Linked DNA regions of Homo sapiens: region 1 is linked to region 2. Evidence: chromatin loops called from intact Hi-C (ENCODE). Cell type or tissue: PC-9. All regions are shown on one strand.

Region 1 (8,000 bases), 140 kb after region 2:
CATATGTTCCCGTGTGGACACAGGCACACTCTGGTTGGGCACCCGCAGGTACTTATCCTGCCCTCAGAAGGTGGGGGTTGGGGCCTGGAGTGGGTGGAGCACTGGGGCTCTCTGGCAATTGGCAGGCCCCAGAGGGGCTGGGGCTCGGTTCCTTCGGAAAGGGTGGCGTGGCTGTGGGCGCCCTTGGCCCACGAGGGGCTGGGGCTCGGTTCCTTGGGAGAGGGTGGCGTGGGTGTGGGCGCCCTTGGCCCACGAGGGGCTGGGGCTCGGTTCCTTGGGAGAGGGTGGCGTGGCTGTGGGCGCCCTTGGCCCACGAGGGGCTGGGGCTCGGTTCCTTCGGAAAGGGTGGCGTGGGTGTGGGCGCCCTTGGCCCACGAGGGGCTGGGGCTCGGTTCCTTCGGAAAGGGTGGCGTGGCTGTGGGCGCCCTTGGCCCACGAGGGGCTGGGGCTCGGTTCCTTCGGAAAGGGTGGCGTGGGTGTGGGCGCCCTTGGCCCACGAGGGGCTGGGGCTCGGTTCCTTCGGAGAGGGTGGCGTGGGTGTGGGCGCCCTTGGCCCACGAGGGGCTGGGGCTCGGTTCCTTGGGAGAGGGTGGCGTGGCTGTGGGCGCCCTTGGCCCACGAGGGGCTGGGGCTCGGTTCCTTGGGAGAGGGTGGCGTGGCTGTGGGCGCCCTTGGCCCACGAGGGGCTGGGGCTCGGTTCCTTCGGAAAGGGTGGCGTGGCTGTGGGTGCCCTTGGCCCATGAGGGGCTGGGGCTCGGTTCCTTCGGAAAGGGTGGCGTGGGTGTGGGCGCCCTTGGCCCATGCACCGCACACAGGCTCGAATGCAGACGCTGACTTCCGGTCCACCCAAACGCTCGGTGCCCCCAACCCCAACCAAGGAAAACAGCTGGCGTGGAGTGGTCAGTGCCCACAGGTGCCGCCAGCCAGGTGCAGGGCGGGGGGGGGGGGGGGGCGTTTCCCCACGGGAGAGAGAACGGCCAGCAGGGGAGACGGCAGCTCCGAGGCAGGAATCAGCTTGCTCCCAGCTGTGGGGTCACGGCAGCTGACGACTGCGCCCCAGCCCTCTCTTCCGCCCCGTGTCCACAGCCTCTTTCTCCCACGGTTCTCTGCACGGGCTTTCACCCCTCAATGCACAGCTCCTTCCCGGCTTCCCTGGGAAGCCCCGTGGAGGTGCCAACCGTGAGTGTGTGAATGGGGAAGGCACTGATGATGAAATCAGTGAAGGTCATGGTGAGCCCTGCTCACACCCCAGCCTCCCCTGGGGAGAGAAGGGGGCACAGCCCCTCCCCACCAGCTGCTGTGGGCCGGGGCGGCCGTGGGCCGGTGTTTGTGCTTGTGCTTCTCCAGCGGGGGGTGCGTGGGAGCCTCCCACCTGCGGACACGCAGGGGCTTGCTTCTCCTAGGGCCCAGTGTGAGGGTGGCCAAGGTGGCTGCCAAACGGCGGGGCAGGGAGGCTCAGGCCAGCGACAGACCCCCGCTCCCACCCTGACCAGGCCTGGTCTGACTCCCAGACTGCCCTGCTGCCCCCAGACAGAGTCCCATCTGGGCAGGGGTGGGCATCTGTGTCAGTCTCGAGGTCCCGCAGGCATGTGAGGGACTGTGACCCAGGACCCTCTCCTGTCCTCACTGCCGCCCCAAGGGACCCAGCATGCCTTCATCTCAAACCTTCAGAAACCACACTGGTCATCTCAGAGGCAGCACCTGCAGAAGGTCCTGGGCCCTTTGCCAGACACGGGGCAGCGTGCTGGACGCAGTGAGCAGGGGGCAGGAGAGTGGACAACCAACAGCAAGCTGAGGCGAGACACGTGCACGAGGACAGAGGAAGAGCCCAGCTCCGAGGCCCCCTGGACAGGCCAGGGTCACCCACCACCAGCCTCACACCTGCAGCACCAGCCCGGGCTGAACCCAGGGACATAGGGTGGTAAGAACCATGGCCCACTAGTGGAGGCTCCAGGCAGAATTCTGAAGTGCACAGGCTGGTACATCTGAGGCTGCAGGCACGTGCACACACATGCGTGTACACACACACACAAACACATGCACACACGCAGGCCACACAGCTGGAAACAGCCGGCTGCCTGTAGGACACAGCACGCCCCTTCTCCCACGCCTCTGCTCCGTGGGGGGACTGCAGGAGGAGGGGGCTGGGAGGGGCCGTCTCCCTTTCCCAGGTCCTGCTGTGAGCTGCCCCTGGCAGGGGGCCTTCCTCAGAGGAAGTTCCCAGGATCTGTGCTGGGGGGAGAGGCCCCTTCGGGGGGGCTTCCCTCAGTGCTGCAGGCTCCGCTAGAGACCTGCCTCATTCCCTAGATCCCAGCCACAATCTTGCCACAGCCTGAGGGGCGCACAGGACTGCTCTGAGCCCCAGTGCAGCTCCCAGCAGCTCACCCAGCAGGCAGGAGGTGCAGGGGTACAGAGCCTCCTCCTCCAGCGGGCGACTGTCCATGGGGTGATATCTCAGCCCTGCACTTCCTTTTTCTCATCTCTGAGGGGCAGGCACCTCCTGGGACCCCGGGGTTCCATCCTGAGGTGGGCAGGCCACCACGGTGTTTCCGTCTGCAGCCCCAGCCCCGCTGGGCTTCGGGGGCCCTGGGGAGCCCAGTCCAAGTGGGGAGGGGGTGCCAGAACCAGGACTGCAGGGAGGGGGTCCGTTCCTGCCCCACCCAGGCCGCTGGTGGGGCTGTGGACCTGGGTCCCACAGGTGGAAGCAAAGCCCTGGGCGTGGGGCGTCTGCTTCTGCAGTTGTTTTCCACCCTCCTGCAGTGATGGGGGCAGAGTCAGCCCTTCAGGAAGGAAGCTGCATGGGCCTGGCTGGAATGACCTCTGGCCGGACCTGTGGCCCCGAGGCACGGGCACCCCCTTCCCTGGAGCAGCCCCATCCCGCCTTCTGCAGGCTGTGGGGCTAATGATTCCCTCTCCTGATCTTGCAGGGACAGGAACCTGTCCTCACCCTAACCTCCTTCTCCCCTACCTTGGCCTGGAGGCTGCAGCAGGTGCCATCCCCACCACCACCCACAGAGGCCCCACCAGAGCGGCCAGTGTGGACAAGCGGGAGCGAGCCCAGTTCCAAAACAACCTTCCCTCTCTAGTCTGCAGGAACAATGGAGCCAGGGCTGTTCTCTGGGTGGGGAGTGAGGGAGTGGGGTGGGGTCTGGAAAAAGCCAAGAGTTCCTTCCACCAGCTCAGCCCGGCCCTCTCAAAGAGGTCATCTCCACAGAACTGACCAACCCGATTCCCCTACCCCTCCCACCACCTCACTCCCTTTGGTTTCAGCCAGCAAAGCCCCCCCCCAGGCCAAGGCAGGGGCAAGCCCAGGAGAAGTCAAAGACGGGACAAGTCCATTCACGCAGGCGGGAAGCACCGAGCCCCGACTTCCCACCAGGAGCCCCGGGGTTGGGATGGACAGAGGTGGGCCCTTCACCCGGCAGACCCCCCTCCCAGCTCCAGGAGAAACAGAGGTGGGGCCCCAACTTCCTACCAGGAGCCCCTGGGTGGGGAGACACAGAGGTGAGTGGGGAGGGACAGAGGTAGGCCCTCCGCCCTCCCACCCGGCAGACCCCCTCCCAGCTGCAGGAGGGAGATTGGGGCAGCAGCCTCGAGCCCAGACCTGCCTGGGGGAGGGCCAGAGAGGGGCTCATGGGGTGGGGGTGGGGGAACCAGGGGGCAGGATGAGAACCTGGAGTCAGGAGGGGGCAGGAGAGGGTGGCAGGAATGCGGAGGAGTTGGGGGCAGGAGCTGAGCCCTGGGCAGGAGAGGGGGCTGGCCCCAGCCCTATGGGAGGTCCTCCTGCATCCCAGAAACCTCCCCCAACTCCTAGACTGCCCCACACTGAGGGGAGCCTGGTCTGGGGCTGTCGGGCCCCTCAACCCCAGCACCGATGCTGTCCCCGGTGCCGTGGGACTCTGGGCTTCCCCTAGGACTGCCGTCCTGAGGCCTAGGCAGCTGGCCAGGCAGGGAGGAAGGGAGGGTGCACACGCCGGAATACAGGCGGGCCCGGGACTAGGCCGCCGGGACCCCGGGCTTCAGAGCTGGGCAGGGCCGGGCTGGGAAGGCGCCAGACTCACTCTGACCCTGGCCCCCTGCCCTGTCCCTGTGCCAGGCCCCGGCAGGGGCAGACAACACTCCCTTTCTCTGCTCCTGGCTCCTAGCAGGGAGGGATGGGCCCCGGGCGGCCTGGCCGGCCCTCAGCCAGGAGTCCCTCCTGGGGGCTTCAGGGAGGCTCTAGGACCAGCCTTTGTGAGGTGGGCTGGGAGGGCATGGGCAGTGCCCAGACAGGACAGGGTGGCGAGGGCCGGAGGAGTCGCCCGCTCAGCCGCCAGCCCTGGGCAGCTGGCACTGCGGAGGCCAGGCCACTTCCCTGACAAAGCAGGGGCGGGGGTCTCCTTCCGGAGGGAGCAGCGGGCCTCCCCCGCCCAAAGGTGGCGCAGAGGGAGGGACACATACCTGTCTTAGTTATGCCAGGAATGTGGCTCCCTAGGCAGAGAAGGGGGGAGGAGCCTTTCTGAGGGTTGTTGACTGGGGGAGGGGCCTTGGCTGGGCAGGGCCAGGAAGATCTGGCAGGGCCAGGTGAGAAACTGAGGAAAGGAAGTCCTCAGTAGAGCTGAGTCCAGGTGTGGCCCAGCAGCAGGTGCACCTCAGGCGGTGTCCGGGCAGGGGTGGTGAGGGGCGTGGCCCTCCCCGACCTGGGGAGCTCGGAGGGGCCTTTGTCTCCAGGATGGGGTTCCCATACAAGGTGGGACCCTGTGGTCTCAGGGGTAGCTTCTGAAGACTAGGGGCTGCCCAGACGCCATCCTGTGCCCTGGGAGGTGGGGTCGGAGTCAGATGGGGAGAGGTCAGCTAGGCTCAAGCTCCCTCCATCCATCCCCCTCACTAGGGTGAGGCCTTGGCTACCAGAGGGCCCAGGGTGGGGTTCAATGTCCTTATCTCCTACAGAGCAGGAGATGGACCCACCTCCCACACCACCCAGTGTGAGGGGAGGGGTGGGCACACAGAATTGTCCCTTCTCCAGCCAGACTGGCTCCAGAGACCTTGTCCCTCAGGGCTCACCCCAGGCTTCTGGGAGGCATTTACCCTGTCCCGGCAGCCAGGGACCCCAGCCACCCGAGATATCCCTGGTCTACTTCCACAGCAGAGCTCCACATGTCCCACCGGAAGCTCCTGGGCTCCCCCACTCCTCATGCTGTTTCCCTCCTGAGGCTCCCCTTGGCCCCTGGCTCACCTGCAAGGCCCCTCCCATGACAGTCCTCCCTGGCTAACCCTCCCCTGGCCAGCCCCACCCCAGGGGGTCCGGTGGCCACAGCCCCTCCCGGGTGCTCCCCAAGCTGCATACTGGCTGTGGGTCCCAGGCTCCCCACCTGGAGCTCGTCCCTGAGTGCGACTGCCCACAGCTGGGCTAAGCCACACCCACCTGGCAGGGGCTCCCCACGGACCCTCCTCCCAGCGCTCTGCTCCGCCTGGGCACTCGCTCCAGAGCCAGTGCCTGGCACCCGTAGAGCGGCTTCGGTAAGATGCAGAGCCTCGTTCAGCCGGGGTGACTCTCCTGCCATGTGCCCTCTGACCCTAGAGCAAGTCCTCAGCTACTAAGTCACGGACTCTCGGGCTGGACCCACCTGGCTGTGGGGTTAGTGACCCCCTCTCCTGATCTTGCAGGGACAGGAACCTCTCCTCGCCCTAACCCCCTTCTCCAGCCCCTCCTCAGCTCCTGACAGCCTATCCTGAGTCCACGATGCCCCCATCTTTTCCCCAGACCATGAGTGCCCAGAAGAGGACCAAGGTTATCATGTCCTCCCAGTGGGGGACCCAGGGGACCCTCCTCTGTGCTGCACTGAGGCCCTGGACCCTGAAGGCAGCTTGGGGACCACTGACCACAGGCTGGGGAAAAGGCCGCAGCGTTCCTTATTTTGGGTGCTGCCCCTCCCCCTGCATAGCCCCCAGGCATGCACAGAGAAGGCAAGAGCAGTGGACAGTCCAGGACCCCACAAGGACCCCTCAAGAGCCAGGCTAGTGTCAGGGCAGCAAAGTTTCCTGCCGGCCAACGGAGCAGATCGGAGAGACGGGAAGTCAGGACCCTTACCGTTGCCTTGAGGAGGAAGCACTCTCCAGACCCCCCCACCGACACATCCCTTCCCAGGCAGCCATGAGGGAGCAGACAGGATGTGGGGGCGACAGGGACCTCCTATATTTTCCCTGCCACATTCCCCAGCCAACGATCTCAGTCCCCAACTGGGACTTGTCCTGCGGGGGCTGCCATGGGATTTCTGCCCCCACCAGGCTGGGGTCAGGGAGGGCCACTCCTCGGCCCTTCGGCAGAGCCATGGGAACAGCAAGCAAGACCTCACGATGGCAAATGCCACACCCTCCACATCCGCAGAAGCCCTCGCCGCACAGCCTCGCCCTCCCGCCCGATCTCCACGGCGAGGAGTGCTCGACACGCGGGCCCGTCTAGACGGAGGTCTGGGCTAACACAGGGGCTTGAACAGCTGGGGACATTCACCTGTCCAGCTTCTCCCTAGAAGGGGCCTCCAGAAGGAAGTATGGAGAGCTGGGAGGAGGGGAGGAGGCAGGAGGCCATCTGTTTGCAGGGCTGGGACTTGCCTTGGGCCCCAGGGCCAAAGATGTCTAATGTGAGGGCTTGGAGATGCAGCTGGGGAGCCAGGGACGGAGAAGCAGAGAATGAGGTTGGACCACAAGACACCGTGTGCTGCAGCCTCCGGCACAGCACGAAAGGACCCCGCACAGCGACCCCTGCAACCTGTCCCCCTTGGCCACTGCCCTGACCCCCACAGGCCCCCACACGAGCCCCCCACCACGCACCTTCCACACAGAACTCCACCTCCTCCAGGTTCCGCAGGGTGATCCGCATGAGGCTGGAGTTGAGCATCAGCTCGTTCTTGTGGGCTGGCCACAGGTATGGGGGTGCAGGGTTCACAAAGAAGATCCTGGTGTCCCCAGTGGACACCTGGTTGTCACAGATGAGGGGGTCTCCAAAGCCGCTGATCACCACCTTGTTGCCGCCGTCCAGCAGGCTCTCCCGGGCCACCAGGTCTTTGCCCTTCAAGTACCGCCAGACCCGAACCTGGGGTGGACATGGCGGTAGGTGTCATTAGTCCTCTCCTGGGGAAGGGGCTAGACTGGGGGCTTTAGGTGTTTAGGGCAAATGTCCACAGTAGACTCAAGCCCTGGGCAGAGATGTGGGGAGACCTCTGAGTCAGCCCGCTGGGCGGAAGCTGGGGGAAGCCCACACTGGCCACCACAGCCCATGCGGGAACGCTCAGAGATGCGTCACCTGTGAACACATCCCCTCCCCCAGGTCTAACCAACTTCAGCCACCCCAGCTCCAATAACGTCCCTATCAGCTAAGGCCGAATTTGGGAAGGGGGCCCACCTGGCTTGGGGTGCCTGCCTTCCACACTTCTCCCCACCTGCCCAGTGCTCAGGGCCCACCTCCCAGCAAGCTTGGGCAGTGGAGGAGGGGGATGGGGCGTTGGGGTAAGGGGCCAGCTTGGCCCTGTGGCTGGGCTGAGACGCCCCTTCCTCGGGCTTCTACAGTCTGTGCACTCAGGGCAGCCTGTGAACCACGAAATCAAGTTTGGGCAGTGCAGGGTGCCCCACCCTCCACCTTCTCAGCTCCTGGGGCCCTGAGGGCAGCTGCTCTGACGGTGGCCTGTGGTAAAGGCTACAGCCGACCTGGCGGCCCTCACGGGGACAGGGACCCACGCACTCACGCACTCCCCTGAGAACAAAGCCGGGAGAAGCAGCCCCTTCCTCAGATCTGGGGGGCTGGGGCTGCCGGATGGGGGGAGAGACAATGGTTGGCCTGTCCACTGCGCAGCCCCTGCTGGGAGCCTCAGGACTGCGGCATCCGCAGGGACCCCCTCCAGTTGCGCAGGCAGAGCCTCTTCCACGCCCCCCAACAGTAGGCTCCAGGAGGCAGATGACCCAGGCAGGGGGAGGGCCTGGTGGCTTTCATCGCCTTCCCCCACCCCAGCCACACCCAGGAGCAG
Region 2 (8,000 bases):
TTACCAGACAGTATTAGACAGAGGGCCAGGTCTAACCATGTCTGGTAAGACGCCCATCGGCCGGCGGTGGTGTGGGTGGCCTCCGGGTCCTGGGCTGGTGTCTGCGGGGCCTGTGAAGGGAAGGCCCCGGGGGCGGCTCCTGCCACCTCCTGCAGCTGCCCTGATCCCTCCTGGGTCTGCAGAACGAGCCCCCGAGGCACTTCCCTGACAGCCCCCATCCCAGCACCTGGTCCCAGCCCAGCCTGGCTGTGTGGGGGTACCCGGGAGCCACCTGGTCACCCAGGCCCTGCTCTTGGCAAAGGTTCCCTGCAGCCCCTCGCTGGCTTCCTGAAGCTCGGTCGGGTTAATGAGTAACAGTGAAGGGCAGCCTCTCCCCGGTGGCTGCCCCCTCCCCAGGCTGGGGCCTTGTGTGGGGGTGCGGTCCCAGGCGCCCTGGTTGCAGATGGAAAAGATGAAACAATGGGTCATCCTGGCCTGGTGGGTTTTGGACAAAGTTCCTGTTCTTGTTGACTGGGGGAAGGAATGAGACCCCTTGTCCCTCAGAGGGCAAGCGCAGAGCGTCCCCGCTCCCCTGCATGGTGGGGCTCGGGAATCTGAACCCACCTTGTCCTTCCTGCGCCCCCAGCAGACCCTCCACGGAGCCCGGACCACGTGAGAGAGGCCACTGTTGCTCTTCCCTCTCCAGCCCTGGCATCCCAGCCCTATGGCCTTTCCTGGAGCCAGGTCACCCTAAAACCCAGCCTGGGAGGTTGGGTGGGGGAGGCACAGCGGCTCCGGGAGGGGGAGCAGGATGCCCTCCAGGCCACCTGTGGAGGCACCAAGGGGTCCTCAAGGTGTCAGACCCAGCCTGGGCGTGAGTGACCCCGGGGGCACCCCCGGCAGAGGCCGGCCCCTCCCCTGGGGGCTGGACTTCGGAGCTGACACAGGCCCTCTGCCGCCCGCTCAGCCCTCCGCCCTCACCCGTCTGCTGGCCCCGCTCGGCCCTCCGCCCTCACCCGTCTGCTGGCCCCGCTCGGCCCTCCGCCCTCACCCGTCTGCTGGCCCCGCTCGGCCCTCCGCCCCAGCCCATCCCTGGAGTAGGAGCTCCGGATGTGCCTCGGTGGTGTCCCCGGCGAGCGGCGGGTCACCTTTGAACATCGTTACCAGACAGTGTTAGAGTCAAGCTGGGAAATCCAGCACTGTCCGGTAAGATGCTCACAGGGGCCCGGGAGGGACGTGGGGTCCCGCCAGGCAGGCAGGGGCTGCTGTGGAAGCCCAGGGAAGAACCGGAGCGGTGAGCAGCCAGGGGTGGTGCCGGGACCGGACAGGGCTGGCGGAGAGGGGCTTGGGGGCCCTGAGACTGCACACAGGCCCACCCTCCCTGCTTCCTCCAGGGCAAGGGGACCCTGGGGCTGCTGACCCGGGACCAAGGCGGGGGCACTGGTCTGCTCGGTGGCCGGCCCACCCTGTCCGGCAGGAGGGAAGATGGCTGTGGCCAAGCTGGGTGGGGCGGCTTCCTCTGGGTTCCACGTGGCTCCCGGTTGGGCCTTGCCCTCCTGAGCCCTCTGTTGGGTCCTGCTCGGCCCGCACCTGCTGGGTGTGACAGCAGCTCCCGCCCAGGCGCTGTGGGCAGGGCCCGGACACCTGAGCGTCCTAATCCCCAGATCACTGTGGGGCGCCCTGGGTGCAGCTGCAGGAGGCCTTGCATTCCGGGGTCTCTGAGATGCTGGTGGGGGGCGCCCCAGCCCCCTTCCGAAGGTCACGTCCCCCCGTCACTCTCCCCAGAGCCATCTGGCCCGGACGGGGTGGGGTCCGGTGAGCGGGCTGTGTGGGAGGGGAGTGTGGGGCTCGGCGGGAGGCCCTGGGGGCCGGGACGGGGTCGGCCGGTCGCTGCGTGCAGGGCTCCGCCGTCATCATTACCAGGCAGTATTAGAGACCTGACTCCATCCAATGCTGCCCAGTAAGATGGCCACGGCTGCCCGAGCTGGGTCCGGGGGCCGCCCGGCTGAGGGTTGCATGGGACTCGCTGGGAAGCTCAGTAGCTGGGGGGCCTCGTCCTCCTGGGGCACTGAGGACAGCATCGCCGGAGGGCAGGGGCCCGGGTGAGCCCCACCCGCCAGCCCTGCCGAGTCCAGCAGCCACCAGCTTTGGGTCCTGGGGTGGGCACCTGGGGGGCCGAAGTGTCCTGGCCAGACGGCCGAGGACTAGGTCGGAGTGGGGCTGACACGGGCCCTCTGCCCGCCCCGCTCGGCCCTCTGCCCCCACCCCTCTGCGGGGGACCTTCCCTCTGGGTGGTCCCATAGGAAGGCCTGGACAGCAGCCCCAGCCCCCCGGGCCCCACGTGCTGCCTTGTCTGAGGCAGGGGACAAGGGCCTCTGTCTCCAGGATGGTGTTCCAGGAGCTGCTTCCCTGCCCAGCCCCTTCTCTTCTCAAAGGCCCGGTGTCTGCGAGGCTCTCGAGACAGAACGGTCCCCGCCACCTGGAGACCCCTCTCCCATGCTGCCCCGCTCACTGCACAGCGTCTGAGGGCAGGGGGTGCAGGCGGGGGTGGGGGTGGGGGTGTGGGTGGGGGTGCGGGCGGGGCAGGCTCCTGACCCTGCCCAGCCGTCCCTGCGGTTTGTGTGTCTGCTGGTCTGGGGTCTGACCCAGGCACAGAGGCAGACCGGCCACAAACACAGACACAGGCAGTCAAGCCTCAGACGCCGCGAGGGCTGAGCCGCCTCTGCAGGGGGGCAGGAGGAAGTGGGCAGCCCTGTGGCCCCTCCTTGCTCAGGGCCCTGCCTGGAGCCCAGAGACCCTAGGCTTCTACTCCAGGCACACTCAGGACCCGAGGGAGGTTCAGCCCTCAGGCCAGACCAAGGCTCCCCGCCCGCTGGACACGCCGTCCTTCCTGTCCTCCTTCCCACCCTTTCTCTGCAACCACCTGGTGCCAACTGGGCCCAGAGAGCTGGCCAGAGCCACTCTTCAAGTTTTCTGGCACCTTCCACCCACAGAGGCTGTAGGTGGGGCGCAGGCCCTGTGCCGATTCCCCTGTCTGCCCGCCGACCACAACAAAGGTCGTGTCCGCCCGCCCCCGCCTGCTGCCGGGTCCACCCGGTTCCAGTCTCCTCCTCCAAAGGCCACGTCTCCGAGGTCCTGACCCAGCTTCCCTCACGCCTGGACCCTCTCCGGAGACCCCACACCAGGTCCCCTGCCCTGGCCCCAGCCTGTCAGGCTCCAGGGCACCCGGCTTTCCCTTTCCATCACCTCACAGGCCTTCGCCACCAATGCCATCAAATCCCATCAAATCAGTGCTTCAGGAACACAATTTCACCTGTTTTCTGAGCTAAAGGAAACTAAGACTTCCCGTTCAGAGCAGAGTTGAATTTCAGCTCCATTCCTGGCTGCCAGGTCACGTGGGGAGGGCAGCAGGTGCCCGGCACTCGTCCCTTGCAGCTGGGGCCAAACACAGTTCCCAGCCCACCCGGCGGACGGGCCGGCCTCCCACTGCCAGGTTCAGGGCCCGGGGCCAGTGTCCCCAGGCCCTTGGCCACCCAGGGCCAGCCTTCTCAGGAACCCCACAGGGCCAGAGCTGGCCTGGCCACCCCAGGCTCATCAGTCATTGCGTTCTCACCCGGGAGGCTGAGGGGCACACGGCAGAGGCTGGGACCCAGGGACAGACCCGTGTGGCAGGCAGGTGGGAGAAGCCTCCTTCCTAAGTTCCAGGGCAGGATTCCCAGGCGCCTCCTGAGTGCAGAAGCTGTAAAGCCAACGAGCAGCTAGCAGGAGAGGCCGACCCTGGCTCCAGGGCTGGGTGGGGAGATGGTGGCCTGGGCCGGCAGGCTCAGCTGGGGGACCAAGGATTTCGCAGGGCCTTGTGCCTGGCACAGGGGTGAGGGGCAAGGAGTCGGGTGGGCAGGCGGCCGAGTCTTACCGTGGCCACAGGTCAAGAAATGAAAAGCGAAAACGGACCTTCCCTGTTTTCCGAGAGCCCCACGCGGCGCTTTCTTGTCAACCGTCGCCGGGAAGTGGAGCTAGCGTGGCGGTGCCGGTTGAGGTGTTGGGTTAATCATCACCGCGGGGCCAGACTCAGCTTGGGAAAATCCAGGAGTGAGTCAGGAGGCCCAGAGCCGCCCCAGCAAGGGGTTCTCTGCGGAGCACACTCCCCGTGGAGGCGCCCCTCGGCGCACCTGGCCGCCCTGCCCGCCTGCCTGGCCGGGTCCCACCTGCACAGGCTGGGGTGGGGTGGGAGCGCCCGGCGAGGAATGTGATCCCGGCGTGAAAACCTAACTTGTTGGTTAACCTGCCCGACGGGCTTAATCAATGGTGCGGCCTCGAGAACAAAGTGTGAAATCCAACCCTCCCCGACCGCGGGAGCCGAGCCGGGAGTCAGAGGCTGCCGGGGGGTGGGGTGCGGAGCTCGGCCTGGCGGGCACTCAGGTTCTTCCCTCTGCGTCGCCGGAGCTACGCGTCTGGGAGGCAAAGCCGCCATTTCACCCACACGGCGGGCGTGGATTTGCAGCCCTCGCAGGCCGGCTGTGAGCACGGCCCGTGTGTCCGGGCCACGTCCACCCGCCCCACAGAGAACACACCAGCTCCTCCAGGGATCCAGGGGTGCGCGACCTCCTCGGCCCATCTCATCTTCCTCTAGATACTAAAAAATGTTCTGACAAACTCGTTTCGCAAATAAGTATTTGCAAATTACCAAAATGTCTGAAAAGAACCGCAAACTGCATCCGCATTTTCACAAATGCAAACCTTAATTTTGCCAAATTCAATGTGCTGCCAACCATGCTTTTAAACATTTCATCTGGGTTACTAGAAAAACAAAACCAAACCACGTCTTTCCCCAGACACTCAGCGTAAACGGGGCCTGAGACGCTCCCGGGGGGAGGCCTGAGACGCTCCCGGGGGGTTAATTAAAGCATCGGCTCTTCACGCCCTAAGAATTTTGTTCATCAAGAACAATGAACCTTACCTCCCGCCACCATGATCAATCAGTTCCCAAACTTCAAGAAAGCCAGTGATCCGGGCTGTAAAACCGTGTTCAGGTGCCCCCGCGGCAAGTTCAAGGCTGGGCCTCGGTGGGTCGGACCTTGTTCCCGGCTGCGGCCACCGTACTGAGCCGTTTCACATTTAAGTAAAAAACCTCACGAGAGACGTTGCCCCCACCCCAGTCATAGCGCGGGGCCTGGGAACCGGCTCCAGCTTCTCCGGGCTGAGCCCCACCTGTACCAGACCAGCCACGACCCCAGGCACCAACCTCACCGCCCATGGGCTCGGCCGGCCTCTGACCAGAGGGTGCTGAAACCAAGCCCTTCCCACCGCAGACTCCAGAGCCCAAGGGAGACGCGGTCATCCTCGCACCCGGCCAAACCCTTCTACGCACCCACCTCTGAGGCGACAGCTTCCCGTCTCCGCACAAAGTGCCTCAGGACGGCGGTGGCTGCTTCTGGAGAGAACTTTCTAGAAGGCCTGCTGTCAGGTAGGCGGCAAGAACGTGACCCCTCTCGGAGCCTGCCCTCTGCCCAGGCCCTGCCCTGAGGGCACCCCATGCCTGGAGCCCACACACTGTGCCCGTGCCCGGAAGACGCAGCCCGTGGGTCCAAGATGGCTCCACACCCGAAACCCAGCCGCATCTGCGCAGGGGCCCACCTTTCCCTGGGGGGGGGAAGGACCCGCTCCAGCCTGTGTCTGCAGTGACCGGAGCTCCCCTGGACGCTGGCCAGGCTGGCGACAGCCCATCTGTCACCTGCGCCCCTGCCCCACGTCGGCCACGGCGGGGGCTGGCGAGGGCCCCCCTGCAGGGAGCCGCCTCCCCCTGCGCCTCAGCCTCCCCGCTGCCCGCCCTTACCTGCCCCGACAGGTTCCACTGCTGCGGCCGCGGCCCAGGAGCCGGGTTGAGGCTGCTCCCGCCCCGACCCTGCAGCCAGCGCCTCCCCTGTGCCAGGCCCGGGTGGGTGTGAACCGGCTTCGGAAGGAATGGGGGGCACCTGAGCCCGTCCGTCCCGGTCCACGGAGCTGGGTGCTCTGCCTCAGCCAGGGTCAGGCCTCAGGGCGTCCGTTGGCGCGGGGAGACCTGCAAGGGTGAGCTTCCTGCCCCCGCTCAGGCGAGGCCCTGGCACAGGAAGTCAGTTCAGACCTGCACAGGTGGACAACTCGCCCGTCTCTGGGAGAGTTTCGAGGGCGACGGGACAATGGGAGGCGGTGGCGAGGTGGGGGCCTCGGGAGGGAAGAGCCGGCTCGGCGGGGGCTCGCCTTACAAGGAGCAGTGCTCCCCGCCCCACACAGGTGCGAGCTCCCGCTGGCCAATCTCCGCTCCTGGCCCCCGACAGGTGTGTCCCCTGGGCTCCCATAGGCCGGGCGGGAGGCGGGCCAGTGACGGTGACGCAGGCCCGGGCCCCGCAGGCCCCGCAGACTCCGTCCCGCCCCCACCTTGCCGCCCACCGAGGTTGAACAAAAGCCAGGATGGGAAGGCTTCTGTGGGGCCCGTGTGGAGTGTGGGCGACATGGGCAGGGGTAGGGGCAGCCGCGGGCAACTCTCGCCTCTCCACCTCTGCCTCCCCACCCCCCAGCTCCGCAGGGCTCCTTCCCAGGCTGCCTTAGAAGCGGGTAGGGTGGCCCCAGGGTGAGGGGTCACAACCTGCCCGCCGCCTCCCTGCAGCGGTGGTGCCCTGTCCCATGGGGCTGAGGCCTCTCATGGACAGAGGGCAGGGGCCATACCTGCCTGTCTTTGCTCCAGGCCCGCAGCCCTTAATTTTGGAGCAATGAAGGGACCCCCCGTAGGCCCAGGTGGGTCTCAGGATCGGTCTCCTCGCCAGGGGCTCGGAGGAGCTACGTGCCCCCAGTCCCACCCCAATGGGCAAGAGGCTCCGAGACCCCACAGACCCACAGCTGGGGGAATGAGGGAGGGGTGTGGGTGCCTTCCTGAGCCTCCCTGCGAGGCAGGGACAGCTGAGAGGCCCCAGCAGCTCCCGGAACATCCCCATCTGGGCTCTGGAGGTTACTTTGGAGCCCCTGGAGTGGGGGTTCAAGTTTTCTTTGGGAGCTTGGAAGGCCTGGGGGACCAGGGGTCTGGGGGTGGGGAGGGCAGGGCCCCCGCCCGGTCCGGGAAGCGCCCCTCCCATGGCAAAGTGTTTGCTTCTCGCATCTCCCAGAGGAAGAGCCCATAATGAAACGACAAACGGTCTGTAATTAGCCCGACCAGCAGAGAGGTCCCAGCGGACCCCACGGTTTTCCATAATGAGCTCTGGGAGCTCGGTCAGGAGCCTCATCACCGTGGGCCTGTGCCCGGGGCTCCTGGCTCTCTTCTCGCTGGAAACTGGTCCTGGGGGCACCGGTGACCTCTGACCCACTGCCCTTGCCCCAACAGTCCCTCCCCCGGACAGTCAGGGCCCGGCCCACTCTGATGCCCACTCAGGTGTCTGTGTGGGGCAGGTGGGGGTGGGGTCAGGACACACCCGGCGGGTGGGCTCTTGTCTTCTGGGGAGACTAAGGCACCGCCCACACCTCCAAATCCAGAGTCTGCTGTTGGCATCCAAGTGGGAGAAGGCTGGACCCCCGTCTCGGGCTCACACCCCCACTACCCGCACGCCGCCTCACTCACTGGTCCCAGGTGTGGCCCTTGGCCCCCTGCACGGCGGGACCTGCCTGGGAGCTGGTTGATTTTTGGGACAGGTGTAGTCAGATTTCATGGAGCGATGGGGGCGGCTGGTGAGCCACCGCACGCCATGGGGACCAGGCAGAGTCAAGCTTCCCTGGGGCTGTGTCCACACGCTGCGTTGTTCCACGGCTGTGACTGTCCGGGAATGGGCGAGAGGTGGGGCGGAAGCGTGACAGCCCCCCGGGATGGGACGGGACGTCTGGGCAGAGGCTCTGGGGTGGAAGGGCTGGGGGCAGAGCCTGGGGAGAAGCTGCTCTTTCTCCAAGGGCCACGGAGAATCGTGGAGGGCAGGGAAGGACCCTGGGCAGGGCCGCTCTGGGAGGTGGACGTGGGTCCCTGGGTGCTGGCGGAGGCTCTGGGCAGTAGGGAGAGCCGGGGG

The links. A loop is a pair of places that touch in the nucleus more often than their neighbours do. Peaks named below come from ENCODE experiments on the same cell type or tissue, not always from the same donor. Only the 100,000 strongest peaks of a DNase experiment are listed, where the experiment ranks them.
Region 1: a loop joins it to region 2, with 10 times the contacts of the local background. A loop is called at or near these places in 2 of 110 quality-filtered maps.

What each region holds. Positions count from the first base shown.
Region 1 is chr1:1,021,273-1,029,272 of GRCh38, reverse strand. AGRN (agrin) reads right to left here. Exons shown (of 36, transcript NM_198576.4): 2 at 6,811-7,072. Among named protein-coding and RNA genes, the nearest start is that of AGRN, 5.2 kb to the right of the region's middle. RefSeq lists enhancers at 3,545-4,520, 4,521-5,497, 6,682-7,881. In PC-9, no CTCF peak of the experiment used is centred here; DNase peaks (open chromatin) are centred at 4,432, 7,252 and 7,612; H3K4me3 peaks cover 1,871 bases; H3K27ac peaks cover 2,657 bases.
Region 2 is chr1:1,161,071-1,169,070 of GRCh38, reverse strand. MIR200BHG (MIR200B, MIR200A and MIR429 host gene) reads right to left here and starts at 6,194. Exons shown (of 2, transcript XR_007065348.1): 1 at 5,813-6,194; 2 at 1-5,436. It overlaps MIR200B (microRNA 200b), which reads right to left and starts at 1,967; the gene lies at 1,873-1,967. It overlaps MIR200A (microRNA 200a), which reads right to left and starts at 1,208; the gene lies at 1,119-1,208. It overlaps MIR429 (microRNA 429), which reads right to left and starts at 66; the gene lies at 1-66. It also overlaps LOC124903820. In PC-9, no CTCF peak of the experiment used is centred here; DNase peaks (open chromatin) are centred at 4,210 and 6,200; H3K4me3 peaks cover 4,319 bases; H3K27ac peaks cover 4,193 bases.